2 separate regions of the Homo sapiens genome follow, and region 2 is linked to region 1. Evidence: read pairs that join two places in POLR2A ChIA-PET (ENCODE). Cell type or tissue: PC-3. All regions are shown on one strand. Links, peaks and the distances in the headings refer to the core of each region. The heading gives the core; the rest is flanking DNA.

Region 1 (12,695 bases), core at 1,714-9,713:
CCTTGCATGCAACTGCCAGTCCCCTGACTGAGCATGCTTTGCCAATTGTCCTGCCCAGGCACCAGCTGGTGTGTCCCCGGAGTGGGTATGTCCTCAACCTACTCTCGACAAAGGGCTGCTTTAGGGAGTCAAACAGCTTGCTCTCCCACTGTTTGCTGTAGGCGTGGGTAGATATGTCTCCCCACCTCCAGACTCAGTTTCCTCCTCTGTCAGTGGGCCCGGTCATTCCCCTCACATGGCCGCCGTGACCATGACCTCAAGCAATCCGCCTGACTTGAGGCAGGAGGAAGGGTCATAGCCAGGGTACTTTTGTCTGTTGGCCCAGGGCTGAGTTAGCGGGGACTGCAGAGAGTGTGTGTGTGGAGCGGAGGACTATGTTGGATGCTGGATCTTTTTCCTCTTGGTGCAGGGCCTCTTCACAAAAGGTGGGAGCCTTTAGCTTTGAACTTGGAGATTCTTTTTTTTTTTAAGACAGGGTTCTGCTGTGTCGCCCAGGCTGGAGTGCAGTGGTGCAATCATAGCTCATTGCAGCCTCGACCTCCGGGGCTCAAGTGATCCGCCCACCTCAGCCTCTCATGTAGCTGGGACCACAGACACACACCACCACACCTGGCTAATTTTTTAAACTTTTTTTGTAGACATGGGGTCTTACTTTGTTGCCCAGGCTAGTCTTGAACTCCTGGGCTCAAGTGATCCTCCTGTCTCTGCTTTCCGAAGTGCTGGGATTACAGGCATGAGCTACCACGCCCAGCCATGAACTTGGAGATTCTGAGTCCTCAACAGCGCAAGGTGGAGGTCAGGGACCTGCAGAGGGCATTCCTGAGGACTTCGCCCTGGAGAGCCCCCATCAAGAGAGTAGCAGGCTTGCAAGAATGCTGAGTACTATGACTGAGAGGACTGGATTGGGATGAGGGTGCCGCAGGAGCTGAAGGCAGCCCCTACCTTACCTTAGAGAGGCAGGAATGACTCTGGAGGAGGGCACCTATGAGATGGGTTTTGAAGGTTGCATAGGAGTTCACCAGCAGATCAGAGCAGAGAAGGCTATTAGAGCCAAGGCATCACGTCTGCAAAGGCCCAGAGGTGGCAAGAAATGCTGGGCACACTCAGGAAAGTGCAGGAGGTCAGGATGGCTGAGCTTAAGGAGGGCCATGATGAACTGCAAAGGAGGAGAGGCTGGCAGGGTCTGGTCATGAGGGGCTCACGTCCAGGCTAAGGGGCTTGGGTGTCATCCTGAAGGCAGCAGGGACCCAGCAGCAAAGTGACACAATCAGGTCTGGAAGATGGAAGCGGTGGTGTCAGTGAGAGGTGGGGTGGCCTGCTCTGGTGCAGTGTTGTTGGGCCCTGAAGGACCCAGGAAAAATTCTGAGACTAGGTTTGCCTTGAGAGAGGATGCAGAGTTAGGCACGGTTGAAATGATGACGTGGAACAAGGGGTCCGGGCTGGCTGGAGCAGGAGTGAGGCCCGGTCCTGGGAGGCCATGGGGCCTTCTTCCATCTGAGATGGCTGCTTTGCCCTTCCCCGGTCTGGGTGTCTCTGGCTGGTACGGGAGAGCTGGGGTGCCCGCTCCCAGCTGTTTACATCGCTTGCATACCTCTGGGCTCTTATCTCTGAGGGTCTGTCGTGCATGCCCACCTTGCCAAGTGATCCCATCCCTGCTTGCCTCATAAATCAGGCTGGCCTCTCCCCAACGCCTCTGGCTCCTACCGCACCCTCCTGGCGCTGCCCACCTTTGCCCTGCCTGGAGGCAGAGAGGGGCCCTGAGGTTAGCCTGGGGCCTGTCCAGAAGCTCCTGGCTCTGCAGAACAGGTGCCCTGGGTGATCCAGGCCCTAGAAGTGTTCTCAAAGGTCCCCAAAGATGGCTCCAGGGGTCACCTTCCTCCTGGTCCTAGAGGGGTGGTCGAATCTGCTGTTCCCTGCTGGGGCCTGACCTGGAGTGAGGTGGGAGTGGGCGGATCATGGTCCCACATCTCAGGGGGCCCAGAAACCAGCTCACACCCTCAGAGGATGTCTCGTAGAAGCCCCGTGCCTGCACTCCACTGTGGCCCAGAGTCACTGTCGCTGCTGTATTGGGACTCATGTGCCTTGTCTATAAAATAGGCGCGTTCACTTATTCATTCAACACTTACTGTGTGCCAGGCCCAGGCATGGAGATGAGCCAAGTAGAGCCTCGGCCCTGAGTCCACAGCCTGGAGTGGGTGATAGACAAGTGAAAAGCAGTGCCCCAAAGTGTCTCATGGCCCAGGACGGGTGGCAAGAGGTACTGCAGGGGGACCGATGTGGAGCAGTCAGAGAGAACAGGAATGGTTTATAGAGTGCTGGTGGCCAGTGGCTGGGTAGAATGAGTTCTCCAGGTGGAGGCAATGTGGGGGACAAGGGCTCAAGGGGGTGACAGTTTGGGGACCTGCCCTATTTTCTCTGATAGAGTGAGGGCTGGGGATGGGGCAGCAGACACTGGGAACCAGACCAAGACTTTGTCCTGAGGCACTGGGGAGCCATGGAGAGTTTGAGGCAGGGAGCATCACAGATCTGCATGTGAGCAGGTGCTCTCTGCTTGCCAAGTGGAGAATGAGCTGAGGCAGGTGGGGAGCTCTATTAGGAGGCTGTGGGATCCTGGTAGGGGGGCAGTTGAGGGCTCAGAGGAAGCTCAAATCAGAGGAGCTATCCAAGGTTGGCTTTGGTCCCAAAGCATCACCACTGCCTTGACACCTGCTGGCCCAGTGTGGAGGAAAGGCTGGCACATCCCTGGGAGACATTCATCATTTGGGCCATCTGGCCAGGGCTCCCTGACATCTCTCCATGGAGGGACACATCCAGGGCCCTGTGCCAGCCCAGACCCTGTGGGCCCATGCGTGGGGAGTATGAGAGGTCAGATGAGGCACCAGCCCTGCCTGGGCCATCAAGGAAGGTTTCCTGGAGGAAAGGCATTTTTCAGCCGAGTCTTTGAAGACAAAGAGAACTTTGCTAGTTTAAAGGCGGGCAGGGAGCACTGCAATCAGCTGGCCCCAATCCAAAAAGTACAAAGACAAGAAATAGCAGGCGAGGCTTGGAGTGGGAGCTTGGGAGGGCAGAGTGGAAAGAAACCAGGCCAGGGGGCCCAGATCCTGCAGAACGGAGGAGTAGGAGTGCGTTAGTGGAGGTCACTGGGAGCCATGGGAGGTTTCCACAGAGGGTGACATAGACAGATTTGCACCCTGGAATGACCCTGGGGGCATCACCTCTTACGTAAGAAACGGAACTGGGCGCGGGCACCAGCGGTCCTGGAGAAGGAGCTGCAGGGGTCTAGGGGAGATGGGGACAGAGGGTCAACCTGGCATCACAGGGGAGGTGTCACTCAATCTGGGCCTTAGAGGAGAAGAAGAAAGTTGTCTGGACAGCGGAATGTGGCCCACATCTGTGTCCCTAGGCATGGTACAGACCCAGGGCTTGGGAAGAGAGCACATGGGTCGATTGTCCCACGGACACCATCCTGTCTTAGAGGGAGGTGCAGACAGTTTGGGGATCTGAGGCTGCTTCTCCATCCATGGGAGCTCTCTCCTTCCAGCCTTTCCAATAGGGCTGCAGACTTAAGAGGCTCCTCGTCCTGCCTGCAAGGCAGCTGTTTGCTCCCAGCACCTGCTCTTAGCTTGCTTTTGCTTGGCGCATTCCTGGAAGGACGAAGGAAGGTCTGGGGAAGCTTAAGACCCATCCCTGTGGTCTCTCATTCCCCATTGCCCGAGGCATAGATCTGGGAGCTCAACAGAAGCCCCAGAGGCCATATCCTGTCTTGGTGGATCACAGCTTCACAGAGCTAGAGATGTTTGTTTCCTTGCAAAGTCTTCCCCTAGAATTTTTCCCTTCCTTCCTTCCTCTCTTCCTCCCTTCCTTCCCTCTTCTCTTTCTTTCTCTCTTTCTCTCTCTCTCTGTCTCCCCTCCCCTTCCCTTCTCTTTCTCTCTCTCTCTTTTTTTTTTTTTTTGACAGAGTCTCGCTCTGTTGCCCAGGCTGGGATGCAGTGGTGCAATCACAGCTCACTGCAGCCTCGACCTCCTGGGCTCAAGCAATCCTCGCACCTCAGCCTCCCGAGTAGCTGGGACTACAGGCGCATGCCACCAAGCCTGGTTACTCTTCTCTGTAGTTTTTGGTGAGACAGGGTCTTGCTATGTTGCCCACGGTGGTGTCGAACTCCTGGCCTCAAGCAATCCTCCTACCTCGGCCTCCCAAAGTGCTAGGATTACAGGCATGAGCCACCATGCCTGGCCTCCCCTAGGATTTTCTTCCCAGTGGTGGGCTCCTGAGAACTCGGCGGGAGAGGGGCAGAGTCGTGGGAATGCACAGGCTAAAATAATATAAAATAAAGTAAATCATGCAACAGCTTTGATGAATCTGAAACGTAAGGGTAGATAATCTAGGATTCTATTTACATCAAATCAAAAAATGACAAAAGGAATCTATGCTGAAGTCAGAGCAATGGCTATTCTTAGGGGGAGATTGGGGGCTGGGAGGGGAATAAGGGAAATGGGGGTCAGAGGGGCTGGCATGTTGATCTGAGTGCTGTCAACAGCAATGTGTGTGGTTTGTGAAAATTCCCATTCGATCTGATGCAAGTTCACATACGCTGTGTGCATGTCTCTGTATAAATAATATCTTAGGTCAGGCGGGGTGGCTCACGCCTGTAACCTCCAACATTTTGGGAGGCTGAGGCAGGCAAATCACTTGAGGTCAGGAGTTTGAGACCAGCCTGGCCAACATGGTGAAACCCCGTCTGTACTAAAAATACAAAAATTAGCTGGGTGTGGTGGCGGGCACCTGTAATCCGAGCTACTTGGGAGACTGAGGCAGGAGAATCACTTGAACCCAGGAGGTGGAGTTTGCAGAGAGCTGAGATTGTGTCACTGCACTCCAGCCTGGGCAACAGAGTGAGACTCCGCCTCAAAAATAAAATAAAATAATGAAATAAAATAATTATAAATAAATAAAATCTTGATTTAAAAGTTCAGGCCAGGCACTGTGGCTCACACCTGTAATCCTAGCACTTTGGGAGGCCGAGGCAGGTAGATTGCTTGAGCCCTGGAGTTTGAAACCAGCCTGGGTAAGTTAATGAGACCCTGTCTCTACAAAAAATACAAAAATTAGCCACACATGCTGGAGCACACTTGCAGTCCCAGCTACTTGGGAGGCTGAGGTGGGAGGATCGCTTGAACCTGGGAAGTGGAGGCTGCAGTGAGCTGAGATCGCACCACTGCACTCTAGCCTGGGTGAAAGAGTGAGAGCCTGTCTCAAAAAATAATAATGCTAATACTAAAAAAAAAAAAATTAAAATTAATTAAAAGTTCAGACGTCAGTTGGAGTATTTTATTCTATGTGATATCATATCTGTGTATGTACATGTATGGATGTGTGTGTATGTATGCATATGGATGGATGGATGTGTGTGTATACATACATATACACATGTATGTATGCATCTATTAATCATCTGTCTCTATACTTTGGGGACAGTTGAGCCAGTGCTCTTTCTCCATGCACATTTGGGTTTTCTGCTGGGGAGTGAGGTGGAGGGAGGTATTGACCATGGATTAGGTCCCCCTGCCCCCTGCTAACCCAGGACAGAAACCCCACAAACCAGGCACCCAGGGAAGGGGAAGGGCTCCAGGGTACACCTTTAACTACAGAGACACACAGCAACACCGGCCAGAGGGGACAACTATGTCCTCATTTGCAGTCCCTGCAGACCGGTGGATGGAGGCAGATGAGACAGCAAGCCCCCAGGACCGCCTATATACACCCCAAAATAAACATATGTTGACCGACTGACTGCCCATCCAAAAGCTGCTGCCTAGCACTGCCCAGGGACCCCTGACAACAAGCTGGAGGACACACTGACTTGTCCCAGTTACCAGGAACCTTTGGAAAAAGTGCCATCAGCACAGTCAGCCCAGACTCAGAGACTAAGCATAAGGGATAGACAGCTGGACACTTGGCATGCACATGTCACATGCAGAGACATCTGCAGGCACACATGTGGGCCCACACACAGGCTTGCACCCAGGTGACAGGCATCGGCAGAACTGGCAAGCCCTGGGACCCAGACCCAACGCCGCAGAAGGACTCAGCCCTCCCGGGACGAAGGCGCGGGGCTGGTGCTGGTGTTGAGTCACCCTTTGTTGGATGATGAAAGGGGTAAGACACAGATGCCCAAAGAGCTCTGGGGACACCCCAGTGGGCACAGACACACCCTTGCTTGTTCTCTCAATGGCTTTCTTGTCTGGCCGTGTGTTTTGGCCAGAAGGGGATTGGCCTCAAAGGGCCATTGGAGAAACAAGAGAAGATTCTAGAAGGGGTAGAGGGTGCGTACCGTCTCAGATCGGAGATCCTAATCTGGGGTCCTCTCTCCCCTGGAAAGAAGATTCTGGAAGGGGTAGGGGTGTGGACTGTCTCAGATCGAAAATCATAATCTGGGGCCCTCTCTCCTCTGGAAAGAAGATTCTGGAAGGGGTTGGGAGTGAGGACAGGCTCAGATCGGAGATTCTAATCTGGGGCCCTCCCTTCCCTGGAAATAAGATTCTGGAAGGGGTAGGGGTGTGGACTGTCTTAGATAGAAAATCCTAATCTGGGTCCCTCTCTCCCCTGGAGATAAGATTCTGGAAGGGGCTGGGGTTTGGGGCCCTCTCTCCCCTGGCCTGGGGCACCTGTCCCTGTTCCCCTGACCCGGCCACACTGTGATGACACGAACCTCTTGCCACCCCCAGCCCTGGGGCCTGGCTGAGGTCCCTTAAGGGTCTGCTTTGCCCCCCACCCTCACCTCCAAAGTGCAGCAACAGCTTTGCCAGCGACCTCTGACCTCTCCCTGACCCTCCACTGCCTCCCACCTCCCACCCTCATTACATCCCCGGCCCTGACCTCATGTCTGCGGGGCCATGGGCGAGGGTGAGATAAGGCGGCCATTGCAGGCTGTGCTCCCTCCTGGGTACCGACGGGAAGGGCGGGCCAGGCCGCCAGCCTCAGAAGAGAGTGGCCCATGACTCACCAGGTGGGCAGCGCCCAGGCCGGCGTCCGGGAGGAAACGCCACTTCCTCTGGGTGAGGCAGGAGGCTGGCGGGGGAAGCTTTCTGGTTTATGCATTTTTTGAGGTTTTGTTTCAGGAGTCCTTCACTTCTGTGTCAAAAGATCTTCTCCCACAATTTGTTCTAGCAACTTCAGAATCTTACTTTTTTGTTTGTTTTTGTTTTTAGAGACAGGTTCTCCATCTGTGGCCCAGACTGGAGTACAGTGGTGTGACCTAGCTCACTGCAGCATTGAACTCCTGGGCTCAAGCGATCCACCCACCTCAGCCTCCCAAGTAGCTAGGACTATAGGCACGAGCCACCACAGCTGGCTAATTGTTTATTTTTGTAGAGATGAGGTCTTGCTATGTATTCCCAGTGCCTTGGGAGGCTGAGGTGCGAAGATCGCTTGAGACCAGGAATTCAAGACCAGCCTGGGCAACATATTGAGACCCTATCTCTACAAAAACATTTTTTTAAAAAGATTAGCCGGGTGTGGTGGCATGCACCTGTAGTCCCAGCTAGTCAGGAGGCTGAGGCGGGAGGATCGCTTAAGCCCAGGAGTTCAAGGATGCAGTGAGTTAGGATCACACACTGCACTCCAAACCTGGGAGACAGAGCAAGACCTTGTCTCAAAAAAACAAAACAAATAAAAAAAACACCAGACTCTGAGAAGAAAGAGTAAGACAGAAATATAATCCATAGCCCAGTTCCACTTGGGTAAATCAAAACTCCTCCAAAACAGTGATACACATATTAAGAAATGGAGGTAAAATTCACATAACATAAAGTTAACCATGAACCACTTGTAAAGGGTACAATTCAGTGGCATTTAGCACACTCACCTCTATCTAGTTCTGAGACATGTGAGTTACCCCAAAAGGAAGATCCGTCCCCATTAGTAGCCATGAGTGATCCTTGTTTTACAAGAACGCACGTGAATGAAAGGGCACACCTTGAATGCATTGGAAAGGTTGCCTGTGGGTGTGGGTGGTGGGTTAGGAATGATGGGAATAAAAGGGACTGGATAAATAAAACCTCTGTACTCCAGGGCCAAAAAGAGATTTAAACACTAAAACAGGCCGGGTACAGTGGCTCACGCCTGTCATCCCAGCACTTTGGGAAGCTGAGGCGGGTGGATCACTTGAGGCCAGGAGTTTGAGACCAGCCTGGCCAACATGGTGAAACCCCGTCTCTTCTAAAAATACAAAAATTAACCAGACGTGGTGGCGGGAGACTGTAATCCCAGATACTAGGGAGGCTGAGACGGGAGAATCGCTTAAACCCAGGAGGCGGAGATTGCAATGAGCCATTGCACTCCAGTCTGGACAACAGAGTGAGACCCTGTCTTGGGGAAAACAAAACAAAACAAAACAACAAAAAACAGAAGCTGGAGGTTCTGACTCTCTCTACCCCATGCATTCAGGGAGTAGAGACCCTGGAAGGACCCTGGACTCCAGGAGGCTGCCCCTTGTCTACTCCCCAGCCTCCTGGTACAGGGCAGAGAACAGGCTGGAGTTGGTGCTTGGGCCTGAGGAGGCGCCCAGCAGGAGTGAGGTGACGGTGAGGAGGCTGTTGGTGTGAGGCAGTGAGGAGGGGACAGACAGAACAGGGCTTGAGGACTCTCTTGGGGGGTGCACGGTGTGGTGCTGTCTGTGTGGCTGCCAGGGAAGGGGGCAGGGACCTGAGAAGTGTCAGGCCCCACTTTCTCGTGGTCCCAGGCTTGGGGCAGGGCAGGGCTTCCTTTTCCAAGCAAGAAACCCAGACATGTGGCTTGCCAGAGGCCGTTTTGTTTTTTGGATTTGAGAACTTATTTATATGAAAAGTCTTACCAAGGTATAAACATTCTGGGCCTTTGCACATGCTTTGGCCTCAGCTGGAATGTTCCTTCCAAGCAAGCCCCCTCTCCCACTGCGTGTCCGCCTGGTGAACTCTGGCCCCTCTCAGGGTGCAACTCCCTTCAGAAAGCTTTCTCAAACCAGCGTCCTCCCCTGCAGCCCCAGGGCGGCCGCTCTCTCCTCCGGGGACCCACAGTCCCTCCAGCCCCCTGGTTCTCATGTGACAGTCACCTCCATTTTTTCATCAGTCTTTCCTCCATGCCCCACTTGGCGGTGAGGCCTCCTCTGCCTTGGTTTCCCCTTTTTCCAGGTGCCCGGGACACAGTGGAACTCAGCACGTGTCAGGCAGATGGGTGACACGTGGATGCTCAGTTACACCTGCGGGGCTCGGGGCTGGGGCCAAGGCTATCTTCCCAGCATCGGGTCATCTGGGTTTGAGTCTGGGTGGTCTCCAGCCCCCTCCTCACCTCCCCTCCGCTACTACAGGCAGCATCCCCAGTCTCTCTGCTGCCAGAGACCTTGGTGCCCGAGTCTGCGAGGAGCTTGCTCTCTGGAGAGTCAAGACCCCAGAACCAAGATGGCAGAGGCGAGATGAGATGAAGCAGGCTCCCACCTCAGGGGGCTTGGTGACAGGGCCCAGGATGATATGTGTTGTGTTCATGTCAACTGCCCTGGGTTGGCCAGAGAGGTGGGGTCACCACGGAGATCCTGCCCCCGCCCCCGCCCCCCCCCACCCGCCGCCCCGTGAGGCTGAGCTGCTGAGCTTTGGTCTGAGAGAAGGAGCAACTTCCAGACCCTCCAGGGACCCGAGGGACGCCCCCGTGACAGCGTCGCAGGCCCTATCTCCAAGGGAGACTCTGTTCCCAGACCAGAGGCCTGCCCGGGCCATGCTGGGAGACCTTGTTTAAGCCCCAGTTTGGGAACTTGAGGGAGAGAAGGGATTTCTTTTTTTTTTTTTTCTTTTTTAATGCACGTACTTTGGTTTTTCCTTGCAACCAACTCCTAAAGCCACGACTCCACTCCCCACTTGGCAGGGATGCCCGCCTCGTGCTGTTGACCTTGGCAGTGGGTCTGCGGGGACTGGAGCTCTCACACCATAAATTCCTGTCTTCTAGGAATTCAGCCTGGGAAAGAAAAGAAACACGGAGGAGAATATTTGATTAACATTTTTCCAACGTGACCACATCACAGGGGCGTGTGGCCGGAATTCTCACCCTGGACTGGGTAGGGCGGGACTCGGCTCGTGGCCCGGCTGCTGGGGAGGGTGGGCCTGGGTTTTGGGGGGCCCTCCTGGCCTAAAGGAAGAGTGGGGTCTGGGCTGGCATTTCCCCTTGGGATCGGGGCTGAGGAGGTTCCTGGACAGAAGCTGGGCCAGGTCGGCCACCCGAAGGGTGAGCAGCTCAGGGAGCTTATCTTCAACCTCAGGACCACCAGGGATTGGACCCTGAGCTCAGGATGGACCTCAGGGGTGGGGGGCTCTGGCCTTGCCTTCACCATCTGCTCCTGACTCTGGGCAGAGCCCTCTCTGATCCCAGATTGAGTCTTTTTTTTTTTTTTTTGAGATGAAGTCTTGCTCTGTCACCCAGGCTGGAGTGCAGTGGTGCCATCTCAGCTCACTGCAACCTCCACCTCCCAGGTTCAAGCAATTCTCCTGCCTCAGCCTCCCGAGCAGCTGGGATTACAGGTGCCAGCCACCTTGCCTGGCTAATTTTTGTATTTTTAGTAGAGACAGGCTTCACCATGTTGGCCAGACTGGTCTCAAACTCCTGGCCTCAAGTGATCCACCCGCCTCAGCTTCCCAAAGTGCTGGGATTACAGGCGCGAGCCACCACACCTGGCCTACGTCTTAACTCCAACTCCAGACTGAGACCTGGCTCCAGGTCTACCGTGTCCTCTGAGCCCGGCTCATGATGACTTGTGGCCCAGACCCCAGCTGGTTTTGGGCTTCCCTCTGTTTGAGCTCTTGCACAGCAATCCTCCATACCCCCTTCACTGTCTGAGAACTTTTTTTTTTTTGAGACAGAGCCTCGCTCTGTCACCCAGGCTGGAGTGCAATGGTGCGAACTTGGCTTACTGCAAACTCTGCCTCCCGGGTTCAAGAGACGATTCTCCCACCTCAGCCTCCTGAGTAGCAGGGGTAATTTACAAGCGTGCGCCACCACGCCCAGCTAATTTTTTTTGCATTTTTAGTAGAGATGGGGTTTCACCATGTTGGCCAGGCTGGTCTCGAGTTCCTGACCTTAAGTGATCTGCCCTCCTCAGCCTCCCAAAGTGCTGGGATTATAGGTGTGAGCCACCGCGCCCAGCGCTGTCTGAGAATTTCTGACCTTTTGTCCTCAGCCTCAGGCTAGCTCTAGGGGACTGTCCTTACCCTTGTGTCTCCAAATGTCCAAGTCTATGGCCATCTCCCTGTGGATGAGAGGCCACTTCTGCCAAAGGGTGACCCCACCCATGCTTGGTTCCCCTTCCCTCCCCTCCACCTGCTCAGACGTCTCAGCCCACGAACCACCTTTAGGGTTCCAGCCACGCCTCCTTTTATTGGCCCCTTCTCGTTGGCATTTAAGCATTCCATGAACAAAATAAAAGAAACCCCTTCTTGAACCCCACTCCCACCTCTGGCTGCCCCATCTCTCACCTCTCTGTCACGGCCAAACTCTTCAAAGAGCTGTCTGCACACGTGTTTCTACTTCTCACCTGCTGCTCACTCCTTGGCCGGCTCCTGCCTGGCTCTGGCCCCCACCCGCCACCCAAACACTCTCACCCAGGTCAGCAGTGACTTCCATGCAGCCCAACCTGATAGCATTGTTGTTTTTGGTATTTATTTATTTTGAGACAGGGTCTTGCTCTGTTGCCCAGGCTGGAGTGCAGTGGTGTGATCCTAGCTCACTGCAGCCTCCAACTCCTGGGCTCAAGTGATCCTCCTGCCTCAGCCTCCTGAGTAGCTGGGACCACAGGTGCATGCCACCATGACTGGCTAATTTTTTTTTTTTTAACTTTTTGTAGGGATGGGGGCCTCACTATGTTGCCCAGGCTGGTCTTGAACTCCTGGGCTTGAGCAATCCTCCTGCCTTGGCCTCCAAAAATGCTGGAATGACAGGCATGAGCTACCACGTCCAGCCCAGCTTGATGTATAGAAATGCAAATCTTTGCCAGGTGCAGTGGCTCATGTCTGTAATCCCAACAGATTGGGAGGCCGAGGCAGGAGGATTGCTTGAGCCCAGGAGTTCAAACCTGGGCAAGATAGTGAGACCCCATCCCTATGAAAAGTAAAAAAAAAAAAAAAAAAAAAAAAAAAAAAAAAAAAAAATTAGCCAGGCATGGTGGTGCATGCTTGTAGTCCCAGCTACTTGGGAAGCTGAGGTGGGAGGATAACCTGAGCCTGGGAGGCGGAGGTTGCAGAGCCCAGGAGTTCGAGGCTGCAGTGAGTTTTGATTGCACCACTGCACTCCAGCCTGGGTGACAGAGTGAGACCCTGTCTCAAGAAAAGAAAAAAGAAATGTAAATCTCATCATGCCACTTGCCTAAAACCAGTAACTTCCCACCAGCTGTAGGATAACAGAAAATCCCTTTTGTGCCCGCAGGGCCCTGTGATATCTGGCTCCAGACTACTGCGCCCATCTCACCCCCAGCTCTCTTTCTCCAGCTCTGCTCCAGCTATCTTCTCCCCCTTCCCCCGGCCTTAAGCCACTTTGTTCCCCTCTGAGCCAGGACTTGGCGTCCCTCTCCTGAAGCCCTCTCTTCCTCATCTCTCTTCTCTTGCGACTGTGGCTGGCTGATGTCTGCTCAGCTACTGTCTTCACTCAGACATCACTTCCACTAGGAAGCCTTCTGTTATCT
Region 2 (12,695 bases), core at 2,962-10,961, 200 kb after region 1:
GCTTCACCATGTTGGCCAGGCTGGTCTCGAACTCCTGACCTCAGGTGATCCACCCGCCTTGGCCTCCCAAAGTGCTGGGATTACAGGCATGAGCCACTGCACCCGGCAGCAATGACTTCTTATTTTTCCCCTTCTGGCTGAGGCTTCCTGGGGCAAGGCCTGCCTCCTTCAGAAGCGTCTCCCAAAGGCATGGCCACGTCTGTCCAATCAGACCAAGGCCTCCATATAGAAGATAGCAGAGGTACTAGATATGATTATTTTGATGGAAAGCAACCAAAACTGACAATGTCTAACTTAAGCCAAGGAAAAAAGTGTGGGTGTTGGACAGACTGGCTATAGGATAGATTTTATATAGTTATATATGAACACATATCTATATGAATGTATATATGTATGAAATAAACTAATGTTAAGGAAAAATATTCAATAATATTTGAGTTTTTTTGTTGTTGTGGGTTTTGTTTGTTTGTTTGTTTGACGGAGTTTTGCTCTTGTCGTCCAGGCTGAAATACAATGGCACAATCTCGACTCACTGCAACCTCCGCCTCCCAGGTTCAAGCAATTCTCCTGCCTCAGCCTCCTGAGTAGCTGGGATTACAGGCACACTCCGCCATGCCCAGGCTAATTTTTTTTGTATTTTTACAAAAACATTTTGTAAAATTTTTTTACAGAATTTTGTAGAGGCAGGATTTCACCATGTTGGTCAGGCTGGTCTCAAACTCCTGACCTCGTGGTTCACCTGCCTCTGCCTCCCAAAGTACTGGGATTATAGGCGTGAGCCACCACACCCGGCCTCAATGATACTTGTTAAAGCACAGTAAGGAAGACTTTATTTAGGACTATTGTTTTTGGTTGTGTTTTTTGGTTTGTTTTTTGTGTTTGTCTGTTTGTTTTTTGAGACAAGGTCTTGCTCTGTGGCCCAGGTTGGAGTGCAATGGCATGATCTTGGATCACTGCAACCTCCACCTCCTGGGTTCAAGCAATTCTTATGCCTCAGCCTCCCAAGTAGCTGGGATTACAGGCACGTACCACCATGCCTGGCTGATTTTTTTATTTTTAGTAGAGACAGGGTTTCACCATGTTGGCTGGGCTGGTCTCAAACTCCTAACCTCAGATGATCCACCCGCCTTGGCCTCCCAAAGTGCTGGGATTACAGGCGTGAGCCACCATGCTTGGCCTATTTAGGATTATTGCAATCACTATTAGGAACACTTAATGGGGTACTGCAATGGGGTCTTGCACCGGGGAAGAGAAATTGGGCTCAACTCTGAACACAGCATGGGCAAGTGGGAATTTATACTTAAGAAGTAGATTGGGTGGGGGTCAGCAGATGGAAAATTGCTAAGAGGAAGCATCAGGGGTTAGGAGGATTCTGGCTAAATTGACTTAACCAGGTTCTTGCTGAAGACAAGCCAGGGTGATCCAATATCACCTGGGGCATGGTGGAGGCCGAGGAACCTGATCAGATACTGACGATGATCAGATGTCAAGGATGAGGATTTTCACTAAACGGACTTAGCAGGGTTTTTGCTTAAACTAGATTTTACAGGGAAGTGTGCAGATGATTCAGAAATCTTACTAAAGTTTGGCCAAGCAAAGAATCTTTGTCAGTCCCCCTTCTTGTTCAAAGGAAAGAGACATTCTTCTTCCCTTTGAACAATATAAGTCCGGTTTTTGGTTCAGTCATCAAGTACAATAAATTATCTTGATAAAATACAAAATCTTTATTTTCTAGGCCAATTACTTAAAAGGAAAAAAAAACACTTCACATTCTCAAATAGTTCAAGAAAAATTTGTCATTTTTACAAAGAAGATCAAATTCTACTTTTGCATCAATGTACTACCAGAACTAATTTTTTTTTTTTTTTTTGGTGAGACAGAGATTTACTCTTGTTGCCCAGGCTGGAGTGCAATGGCATGATCTCAGCTCACCGCATCCTCCACATCCTCCGCCTCCCAGGTTCAAGTGATTCTCCTGCCTCAGCCTCCTGAGTATCTGGGATTACAGGCATGTGCCACCACGCCCGGCTAATTTTGTACTTTTTTAGTAGAGACGGGGTTTCATAGTGTTGCCTAGGCTGATCTCAAACTCCTGACCTCAGGTGATCTGCCCGCCTCTGCCTCCCAAAGTACTGGGATTACAGGCGTGAGCCACTGCGCCCGGCCTACCAGAACTAATTTTTAATCAAATTTCATAAATAAATCTAGCCAATCTTAGCTGGTTCATTAAGGACCAGCAAAATCATCTGTTGGGACTTGTTAGTGGAGCTCTCCTAGATAGTGTAAGTGTAAGTCAGCAGGTTTTTAATAAGGGAAGTTCAGTTTCTATGAAAATAAAAGAAAAACAAGGTTAATAGTGGGAACAAACTGTAAACTCAGTTTCTAAATCCAAAGGGCAGCCGCTCCAGAAGATTTCTAGATGCTGGGCCTGAACCATCTTCAGCAAGCAGTGGAAAATGACAGATTTCCCTGGTTTGCTGTTTGGCTATCATGAAGGCTGGCCATACATAAACTGTTGTGGCAGCTTCTCTGAAGTTTATGTCAAGTTGTCAGCTTCAGCTTGCAGGACTTCAGGAAAAGAGCAGTTTTAATTTCAGTGATTCCAAAACAGAAGGGTGGGAGAAAATTGGAAATATTAGTTTGAAGAGTTGTGGCCAGATGATGGAGAAAATAAACAGAATTCAAGAGCTAGTTCAGATTGTAGGTAGATAAGAAAAAAAAAAAACTCATGAATAGCTTCTGAATTCTGGAGGAATTAGGTAGGGAGAAAAAGTAAATGTTTCCATTTTTGTCTAATAAAGTTTGCCAAGTTGCTGTAAGCTATAGATAGTTTAAAAGGGGGGGGGAAACACATCTTTTTAATTATTTATTTATTTTTTATTTTATTTTTTTTTTGAGACACAGTTTCATTCTTGTTGCCCAGGCTGGAGTGCAATGGTGCGATCTCAGCTGACTGCAACCTCTGCCTCCCGGGTTCAAGCAATTCTCATGCCTCAGCCTCCCAAGTAGCTGGGATTACAGGTGCACACCACCACATCCAGATAATTTTGTATTTTTACTAGAGATGGGGTCTCACCATGTTGGCCAGGCTCGTTTCAAACTCCTGACTTCAGGTGATCCACCCGCCTCGGCCTCCCAAAGTGCTGGGATTACAGGCATGAGCCAATGCACCCAGGCAAAAAAAAAAAAAAACTTTTTTAAATGTGGAAAATAGGCCGGACACAGTGGCTCACGCCTGTAATCCCAGCACTTTGGGAAGCCAAGGCACGTAGATCACAAGGTCAAAAGATCAAGACCATCCTGGCCAACATGGTGAAACCTTGTCTCTACTAAAAATACAAAAATTGGCTGTGCGCAGTGGAGCTTGTCTAGTCCCAGCTACTTGAGAGGCTGAGGCAGGAGAATCGCTTGAACCCGGGACGCAGAGGTTGCAGTGAGCCGAGATTGCACCACTGCACTCCAGCCTGGCAACAGAACAAGACTGCGTCTCAACAAAAAAAGAAAATCTGGAAAATAAAACATTCAAAAAAACCAGCAATGTTTCAAATAAAAACTCATGGGTGGTGAGGGAGAAGTGTTAGAAAGAAAAATAAAGAAAATAAAAATAATTTTCTTTTTTTGAGACGGAGTCTTGCTTTTGTCGTCCAGGCTGGAGTGCAATGGGGCGATCTTGGCTCACTGCAACCTCTGCCTCCCGGGTTCAAGTGATTCTACTGCCTCAGCTTCCCAAGTAGCTGGGATTACAGGTGCCCACCACCACGCCTGGCTAATTTTTTTTTTGTATTTTTAGTAGGGACGGGGTTTCACCATGTTGGCCAGGCTGGTCTCGAACTTCTGACCTCTGGTGATCCGTCCGCCTCAGCCTCCCAAAATGCTGGGATTACAGATGTGAGCCGAGCCACTGGCACCCGGCAAAAATAACTTTTTTTAACGTGAAAATTATGTTCATCAGTTTATATTCATGTAGTTAATACATGAAGCCATATGATACTACAATCCACGTAGTTAATATTTGTTCTGCTTGATCGTGAGATCACAGTTTCATGAGCCCATCATTTTCACTAGAGTTCTGGAATGTCTAACCAAGTCCAATGGTATTATCTTAAAGTTATCAGAAACCTGTATTCCAGGGTAATTGACACAGTCTTTTTATTAATTTCCTTGACAAAGAAGCAACTTTGAACTGGAGCTAAGTCTTGCAAATGCTTTTACAGAATAATTTAAGTAAAATAACTGTCTATGGATGATAAAGATGTAAAATGGCATGGTTAAAGATCTGATGAGAGTTCATTATAATAGTGATACAATTAAGAAAATTTGATTTCTGTGGCATACAACCTTTTAACATAATAATCAAAATTATGACTGATAACATACTACATTTCTAGGAATTTCCTATAGTTTCTGGAGCATATATTAATAACATGTCCATACAAATTTAACTCAAACAAGGTTAAACATTATTTCTCATTTCACAATGCTTCCTATATAATTTAACATATGAAATAAGTGTAATTATTTTAATATCTTTCTTTTACTAGGTGAGAGACATACCTTTTGAGATATCCTGGGGCTCAACTGGAAAATACCAAAATTAACTTGAAGTTAAAAAGACTTAATTTAGAATATGATTTTGGGAAGTTTATAAAAAATGTCAAAAGGGTTAAAGCACTTAATTAAACATAATCTCGGTTATCTAATCAAAGTGTTGATAACTTTTTTTTTTTGAGACAGAGTTTCATTCTTGTTGCCCAGGCTAGAGTACAGTGGTGCAATCTCAGCTCACTGTAACCTCCGCCTCCTGGGTTCAATTCTGCTGCCTCAGCCTCCCAAGTAGCTGGGATTGCAGGCACGCACCATCACGCCAGACTAATTTTTGTATTTTTAGTAGAAACAGGGTTTCACCATGTTGGTGACAATAAAATATTTTAAAGGCAAATATAGCAGATTACATAGTTGTGAAGAAAAACTTAGGTTTTTTGATATTGAGAAGATTTAGTTTTCTTAAGTAACCAAAGACGTGATAAAAGACAACATCAAGAACAAGAAATTCCCTTGATAAGACATAAAATTTTTATTTTCTAGGCCAATTACTTAAAGGAAAAAAAAAACCCTTCACATTCTCAGACCAATAGTTCAAGGAAACTTCATAATTTTTAGAAAGACGACCAAATTCTACTTTTGCATCAATGTACTAGTAGAACTAATTTTTAATAAAACTTCACAAATAAATCTAGCCAATCTTAGCCAGCTTTGACCACACATGACAAGATTTCTTTTCCACAGTTGAGTCTAAATTTTTAATGAATATCAATTACTCAATTTTACTTAACACAACTTTAAGGTTGCAAGTTGTCACAAAAAGATTTTTGAAACTATTTTCAAGTAGACATCTTTTAAAGCATAATTATTTTTTAAAAGTTCATTTACAAATTTTTATTCTACTACATTCTCCTAATTTATTTATTCGCAGCAATTACGGTTTAATTGCTCATGAAAAATGTCATGAAACATTAAACAAAGGTAGGCACTATTTTAAAGTATTTTTCCTATTAATAAATCAGGTAAGTATCAAAAACATCACAAAAGCAATGAAACTAAAAAGTTAAACAAGGTTCTTTTTTTTTTTTAACTTTTATGTCCTGACATGCACAAAGCAATTAAGCAATTCATTTTTCTTGTACATTCTGTTCTTAGGTTAGATTTATAGCTTTATGACCTTAAACATCTAGCAAATACAACACAAACGTATCTTACCAGCATACTCAGGAAAAACTGTATGTCTGTATTTAATGATAACAGTTCTGAAGACAGTCCTATTTTCATTTTACCAACAATTTTAAAACTAACTTTTATTTACTAAAGACTATCCTGGATCATGTGAACTTGAAAAAAATTGTTCAGTTTTTTATTTTTCTGATAATTTTATGAATACTTAATTTGTTTGAGTGCGCATTTATCCCTAAGACAATTTGCTATTTTCGTTTTGTATTAGCATTGAAGTTAGAAAAATATCATGTATACATAACAAACAAACATGCATACATACATACATATACACATACATAAACATACAGACAGATGTAAACAGATCTTATAGCTTTTCATCTTAAAAATTTGAATCATGAGGCAGTAAACCAGGATAATATAAATTCACTGGTTTATCTTCACATCCAATTATGTTTCTGATACAAATGGGACAAATTAAGGTTACCAACCCAGTAAGGACTAAAAATTTTTACCAATATCTGTGAAGGCAACTTTTAAGATTTTTTCATTTGTCCAGTTTTCTTTTTCTTTGTTTTGCTTTTTTTATTTTTTATTTTTGAGACAAGGTCTCAGTCTGTTACTGAGGCCGGCCGGAGTGCAGTGGTGCAGTCACAGCTCACTGCAGCCTCGACCTCCCAGACTCAAGTAATCTTCCAACCTCAGCCTCCCAAGTAGCTGGAACCACAGGTGTGTGCCTTCAAACCTGGCTATATTTTAAGTTTGTTATAGACATGGGGTCTTGCTATGTTGCCCAGACTCATCTAAAACTCCTCAGCTCAAAGAAGTCTCCTGCCTCAGCCTCCCAAAGTGCTGGGATTACAGGCATGAGCCACCACACCCAGTCTCAGTTTTCAAACAGTTCTATTTTTGTTGTTGTTATTTTATTTTCAGCTTCAGGTGCTTGCTTGCGGAATGAGGTGCTGAGTTCCTTAAGAGCCCCCAGTGAAGGGTAGGGGGTCTAAGGTACAAGAGACTGAGGGGCTGGAGTGGAGAGGAAAAGGGCCTGGCAGTGGGGTACACAGTTGGCAGAGGATAGAGTCAGCAGGAGTTCGAGAAGAGAGCTTTCAGGTGACAGAAAAGTTTCCCGTGGGAGAAGCAGGATCCAATAGAGAGAACAGAGAGAATAGGGAGGCCTCACAGAGGGCCAGGAAGAAGGACTTCCAGCCCAGAAAGTACCTTTCAAAAGAAACCTGGGACTCTAACCCAGCTTCAGCAAATATACCCATACTTTAAGAATCAAAGTCTGTGCCAGCGGTGGCTCATGCCTGTAATTCCAGCACTTTGGGAGGCCGAGGCGGGTGGATCACAAGGTCAGGAGTTCGAGACCAGCCTGGCCAACATGGTGAAACCCCGTCTCTACTTAAAATACAAAAATTAGCCGGGCGGGGCGGTGCATGCCTGCAGTCCCAGCTACTCGGGAGGCTGAGGCAGGAGAATCACTTGAACCTGGGAGGCAGAGGTTGCAGTGAGCCGAGATCACACCACCGCACTCCAGCCTGGGTGACAGAGCAAGACTCCATCTCAAAAAAAAAAAGTCTGTGCCAGGCATAGCGGCTCATGCCTATAATCCCAGCACTTTGGGAGGTCAAGGTGGGAGGATCACGTGAGCCAAAGAGTTCAAGATCAGCCTGGATAACATAGTGAGACCCCATCTCTACAAAAAACAAAAAATAAAAAATTAGCCAGGCACGGTGGTGTGCCTGTAGTCCCAGCTACTCAGGAGGCTGAGGTGGGAGGATTGCTTGAGCCCTGGAGTTTGAGGCTGCAGTGAGCTATGATTGCACCACCGCACTCCAGCCTGGGTGATAGAGTGAGACCCTGTCTCAAACCAAGAAAAAACAACAACAACAAAGGAATCAAAGTCTGTCCTTACCTGCTTCAACGGATATTTGGAGCAATGGTTCGGGAGTCTGACTTCCTGATGAGTCAGTCAGGAAGGAAGACAAAGACTTCAAAGGCACTCACTTAATGTCCTAGGGAGAAGCTACGTCCAGGGATGAATCTGGTCCTATCTGAGTTGCAGCACCATAACTGTTAAAATGTTATTCAATAACACATGTTAAAGCATGTCAAGGAAGACTTTCTTCAGGACCATCGCAATAGGTATAGGAACCACTGCACCAGGGTCTTGCAGTGGGGAAGAGAGATTGGGCTCAACTCCGAATACAGCATGGGCAAGTGGGAATTTATAGCCCAGGAGCAGAGTGGGAGTAGGTGGATGGAAAATTACTAAGAGAAAACATCAGGCATGAAGGGAATTCTAGCTAAACCAACCTAGCAGGATTGCTGCTGAAGACAGGCCAGGGTAATCAGACATCACGTGAGGTATCATGGAGGGTGAGGAATTGATCAGATACTAAGGATGATCAGATATTGAGGATGGAGCGTTCTTGCTGAACTGACCCAGCAGGGCTCTTGCCAAAACTGAGTTTTACAAGAAAGTACGTGGATGGGCTTAGGAGAAGACTCAGAAACCTGACTGAAGTTTGGACAAGCAAAGAATCTTTTGTCGTTAAACATCTAAATGTGAAGAAAATAACTGTAAAACACTTAGAAGAAACTATAGGAGAATACCTCCATTTCTTGGATTTAGAGAAATATTTCTTAAGTAAGACACAAAAGATACATGAAAAAGAAAAAATTGATGGAGATAGACATATTAAAAACTTGCATGACGCTGGGCGCGGTGGCTCACTCCTGTAATCCCAGCATTTTGGGAGGCCGAGGTGGGCAGATCACGGGGTCAGGAGTTTGAGACCAGCCTGGCCAACACGGTGAAACCCCGTCTCTACTAAAAATACAAAAAATTAGCTGGGTGTGGTGGTGCGCGCCTATAGTCCCAGCTACTCGGGAGGCTGAGGCAGGAGAGTTGCTTGAACCTGGCAGGTGGAGGTTGCAGTGAGCCAAGATCGTGCCACTGCACTCCAGCCTGGGTGACCGAGTGAGACTCCATTAAAAAAAAAAAAAAACTTGCATGACAATACATATAATTTTTAAAGTTTTAAAATAAGCTAAATGCAACCCATATAGCCAACAAATGTCTAGTAATCAGAGTATATAAAGAACTCAGCTGGGCATGGTGGCTCACACCTGTAATCCTAGCGCTTTGGGAGGCCAAGGAAGGTGGATCACCTGAGTTCGGGAGTTCGAGACCAGCCTGGTCAACATGGTGAACCCCATCTCTATTTAAAAAATACAGAAATTAGCTGGGCATGGTCGTGGATGCCTGTGAGGCTGAGGCAGGAGAATCACTTGAACCCGGGAGGTGGAGGTTGCAGTAAGCCTGGATAGTGCCATTGCACTCCAGCCTAGCAACAAGAGCAAAACTCCATCTCAAAAAAAAAAAAAAAAATTGCAAGACCATACATATAATTTTTAAAGTTTTCAAATAAGCTAAAATGCCAACAAATGTATAGTAATCAGAATATATAAAAAACTCAGCCAGGCACGGTGGCTCACACCTGTAATCCCAGCACTTTGGGTTTTGGGATTTTTTTTTGGTTATAGAAATGTTCTAGGTCTTGATTTGAGTGCTGGTTACATGCGTATTCACAAATGTAAAAATTTTATCAAGCTGCTCCCTCTCCCTCTCCCTCTCCCTCTCCCCACGGTCTCCCTCTCCCTCTCTTTCCACGGTCTCCCTCTGATGCCGAGCCGAAGCTGGACGGTACTGCTGCCATCTCGGCTCACTGCAACCTCCCTGCCTGATTCTCCTGCCTCAGCTTGCCGAGTGCCTGCGATTGCAGGCGCGCGCCGCCACGCCTGACTGGTTTTCGTATTTTTTTGGTGGAGACGGGGATTCGCTGTGTTGGCCGGGCTGGTCTCCAGCTCCTAACCGCGAGTGATCCGCCAGCCTCGGCCTCCCGAGGTGCCGGGATTGCAGACGGAGTCTCGTTCACTCAGTGCTCAATGGTGCCCAGGCTGGAGTGCAGTGGCGTGATCTCGGCTCGCTACAACCTCCACCTCCCAGCAGCCTGCCTTGGCCTCCCAAAGTGCCGAGATTGCAGCCTCTGCCCGGCCGCCACCCCGTCTGGGAAGTGAGGAGCATCTCCGCCTGGCCGCCCATCGTCTGGGATGTGAGGAGCCCCTCTGCCTGGCTGCCCAGTCTGGAAAGTGAGGAGCGTCTCTGCCCGGCCGCCATCCCATCTAGGAAGTGAGGAGCGCCTCTTCCCGGCCGCCATCACATCTGGGAAGTGAGGAGCGTCTCTGCCCGGCCGCCTATCGTCTGAGATGTGGGGAGCACCTCTGCCCCGCCGCCCCGTCCGGGATGTGAGGAGCGTCTCTGCCCGGACGCCCCGTCTGAAAAGTGAGGAGACCCTCTGCCTGGCAACCGCCCCGTCTGAGAAGTGAGGAGCCCCTCCGCCCGGCAGCCGCCCCGTCTGAGAAGTGAGGAGCCCCTCCGCCCAGCAGCCACCCCATCTGGGAAGTGAGGAGCGTCTCTGCCCGGCAGCCACCTCGTCCGGGAGGGAGGTGGGGGGGGTCAGCCCCCCGCCCGGCCAGCCGCCCCGTCCGGCAGGTGAGGGGCGCCTCTGCCCGGCCGCGCCTACTGGGAAGTGAGGAGCCCCTCTGCCCGGCCACCACCCCGTCTGGGAGGTGTACCCAACAGCTCATTGAGAACGGGCCATGATGACAATGGCGGTTTTGTAGAATAGAAAGGGGGGAAAGGTGGGGAAAAGATTGAGAAATCGGATGGTTGCTGTGTCCGTGTAGAAAGAGGTAGACATGGGAGACTTTTCATTTTGTTATGTACTAAGAAAAATTCTTCTGCCTTGGGATCTTGTTGATCTGTGACCTTACCCCCAACCCTGTGCTCTCTGAAACATGTGCTGTATCCACTCAGAGTTGAATGGATTAAGGGCGGTGCAAGATGTGCTTTGTTAAACAGATGCTTGAAGGCAGCATGCTCGTTAAGAGTCATCACCACTCCCTAATCTCAAGTACCCAGGGACACAAACACTGCGGAAGGCCGCAGGGTCCTCTGCCTAGGAAAACCAGAGACCTTTGTTCACTTGTTTATCTGCTGACCTTCCCTCCACTATTGTCCTGTGACCCTGCCAAATCCCCCTCTGCGAGAAACACCCAAGAATAATCAATAAAAATAATAATAATAATAATAATAAAATTAAATTAAATAAAAAAAAATTTTATCAAGCTGTACCTTTAAGATTTGTGTATTTTACGGGCATGGTGGCGCATGCCTGTAGTCCCAGCTACCTGGGAGGCTGAGGCAGGAGAATCATTTGAACCTGGGAGGTGAAGGTTGCAGTGAGCTGTGATTGCACCACTGCAGTCCAGCCTAGGTGACAGAATGAGACTCCGTCTCGGAAAAAATAAAATAAAATAAAATAAAATAAAATAAAATAAAATAAAATAAAATTGTACATTTTAAGGACTTTATCAAATATATTTTATGTCTCAAAAAGGAAACTTCATGGCAAAAAAAAAAAAATCATAGAACTAAATGGCCAAAGATAAGCTATCATCTGGGAGAAAATATGTGTAACCGTTATAATCAACAAATGATTAGTACTCAGAATATACAAAGAAATTCTACAAATTGCTCAACATCACTCATCATCAGAGAAATGCAAATCAAAACCAAAGTAAGATACTGTCTCAAACCAGTCAGGGAGCTATTACTAAAAAGTCAAAAAATAACAGATTTTGGCAAGGTTGGGGAGAAAAGGGAACACTCATACAGTGTTGGTGGGAGTGTAAATTAGTCCAGCTACTGTGAAAAGCAATGTGGACATTTCTCAAAGAACTGAAAATACAGCTACCATTCTACCCAGCAAGCCCATTACTGGGTATATACCCAAAGGTATATAAATTGTTTTACCAAAGAGACACATGTGGCCGGGCACTGTGGCTCACACCTGTAATCCCAACAGTTTGGGAGGCCGAGGTGGGCAGATCACTTGAGGTCAGGAGTTCGAGACCAGCCTGGCCAACACGGTGAAACCCCATCTCTACTAAAAATACAAAAAATCAGCTGGGCATGGTAACATGCGCCTGTAATCCCAGCTACTTGGGAAGCTGAGGCAGGAGAATCACTTGAACCTGAAAGGCAGAGGCTGCAGTGAGCCGAGATCTCGCCATTATACTCCAGCCTGGGCAACAGAGCAAGAACACATCTCAAAAAAGCAAAAGAAGACACATGCATTTGCATGTTTATTACAGCACTAGTCACAGTAGCAAAGACATGGAATCAATCTAGGTGCCCATCAATGGTGGACTGGATAAAGAAAATGTGGTTCATATACACCAAGGAATACTACACAGCCATGAAAAAGAATGAAACCATGTCCTTTGCAGCAACATGGATGCAGCTGGAGGCCATTATCCTAAGTGAATTAACACAGAAACAGAAAAACAAATATTAGGTAAGGGGTACAACAGGCACTTCAGCAGAAAGTTAAGACTGTTAATCTGAGAATACCAGATTCTCAGAATACCACATGTTCTCACTTACAAGAGGGAGTTAAACATTGGGTACATGTGGACATAAACACAAGGATGACAGACAGTAGGGACTACTGGGGTTGGGGTTGGAGAGACAGAGCAAGGGTTGAAAAATCACTACTTTCACTGTTTGAATTGTGGGTTCAAAGCCCAAACCTCAGCATCACACAATATATCCATGTAACAAACCTGCATATGTACTCCCTGAATCTAAAATAAAAAAAAAAAAAAGAAATTATGCAAATCAATGAGAAAAGGACAAACAACTCAATAGGAAACCACCCGGGAGCAGTGGCTCATGCCTGTAATCTCAGCACTTTGGGAAGGGTGGGAAGATCCCCTGAGGCCAGGAGTTCAAGACCAGCCTGGCCAACATGGCAAAACCCCATCTCTACTAAAAATACAAAAAATTAGCTGGACATGGTGACATGCGCCTGTAATCCCAGCTACTTGGGAGGCTGAGG

What was found. ChIA-PET counts read pairs that join two places held together with the same protein. Peaks named below come from ENCODE experiments on the same cell type or tissue, not always from the same donor. Only the 100,000 strongest peaks of a DNase experiment are listed, where the experiment ranks them.
Region 2: POLR2A ChIA-PET joins it to region 1 with 16 read pairs; 2 of 35 experiments call an interaction of 5 or more read pairs at or near these places.

Annotation. Positions count from the first base shown.
Region 1 is chr7:73,997,189-74,009,883 of GRCh38, reverse strand. No RefSeq gene overlaps it. Among named protein-coding and RNA genes, the nearest start is that of ELN, 25 kb to the left of the region's middle. RefSeq lists enhancers at 5,942-7,141, 9,132-9,632. In PC-3, for the core only: no CTCF peak of the experiment used is centred there; a DNase peak (open chromatin) is centred at 7,023; H3K27ac peaks cover 803 bases.
Region 2 is chr7:73,794,777-73,807,471 of GRCh38, reverse strand. No RefSeq gene overlaps it. Among named protein-coding and RNA genes, the nearest start is that of CLDN4, 30 kb to the left of the region's middle. RefSeq lists an enhancer at 7,450-8,090. In PC-3, for the core only: no CTCF peak of the experiment used is centred there; a DNase peak (open chromatin) is centred at 7,701.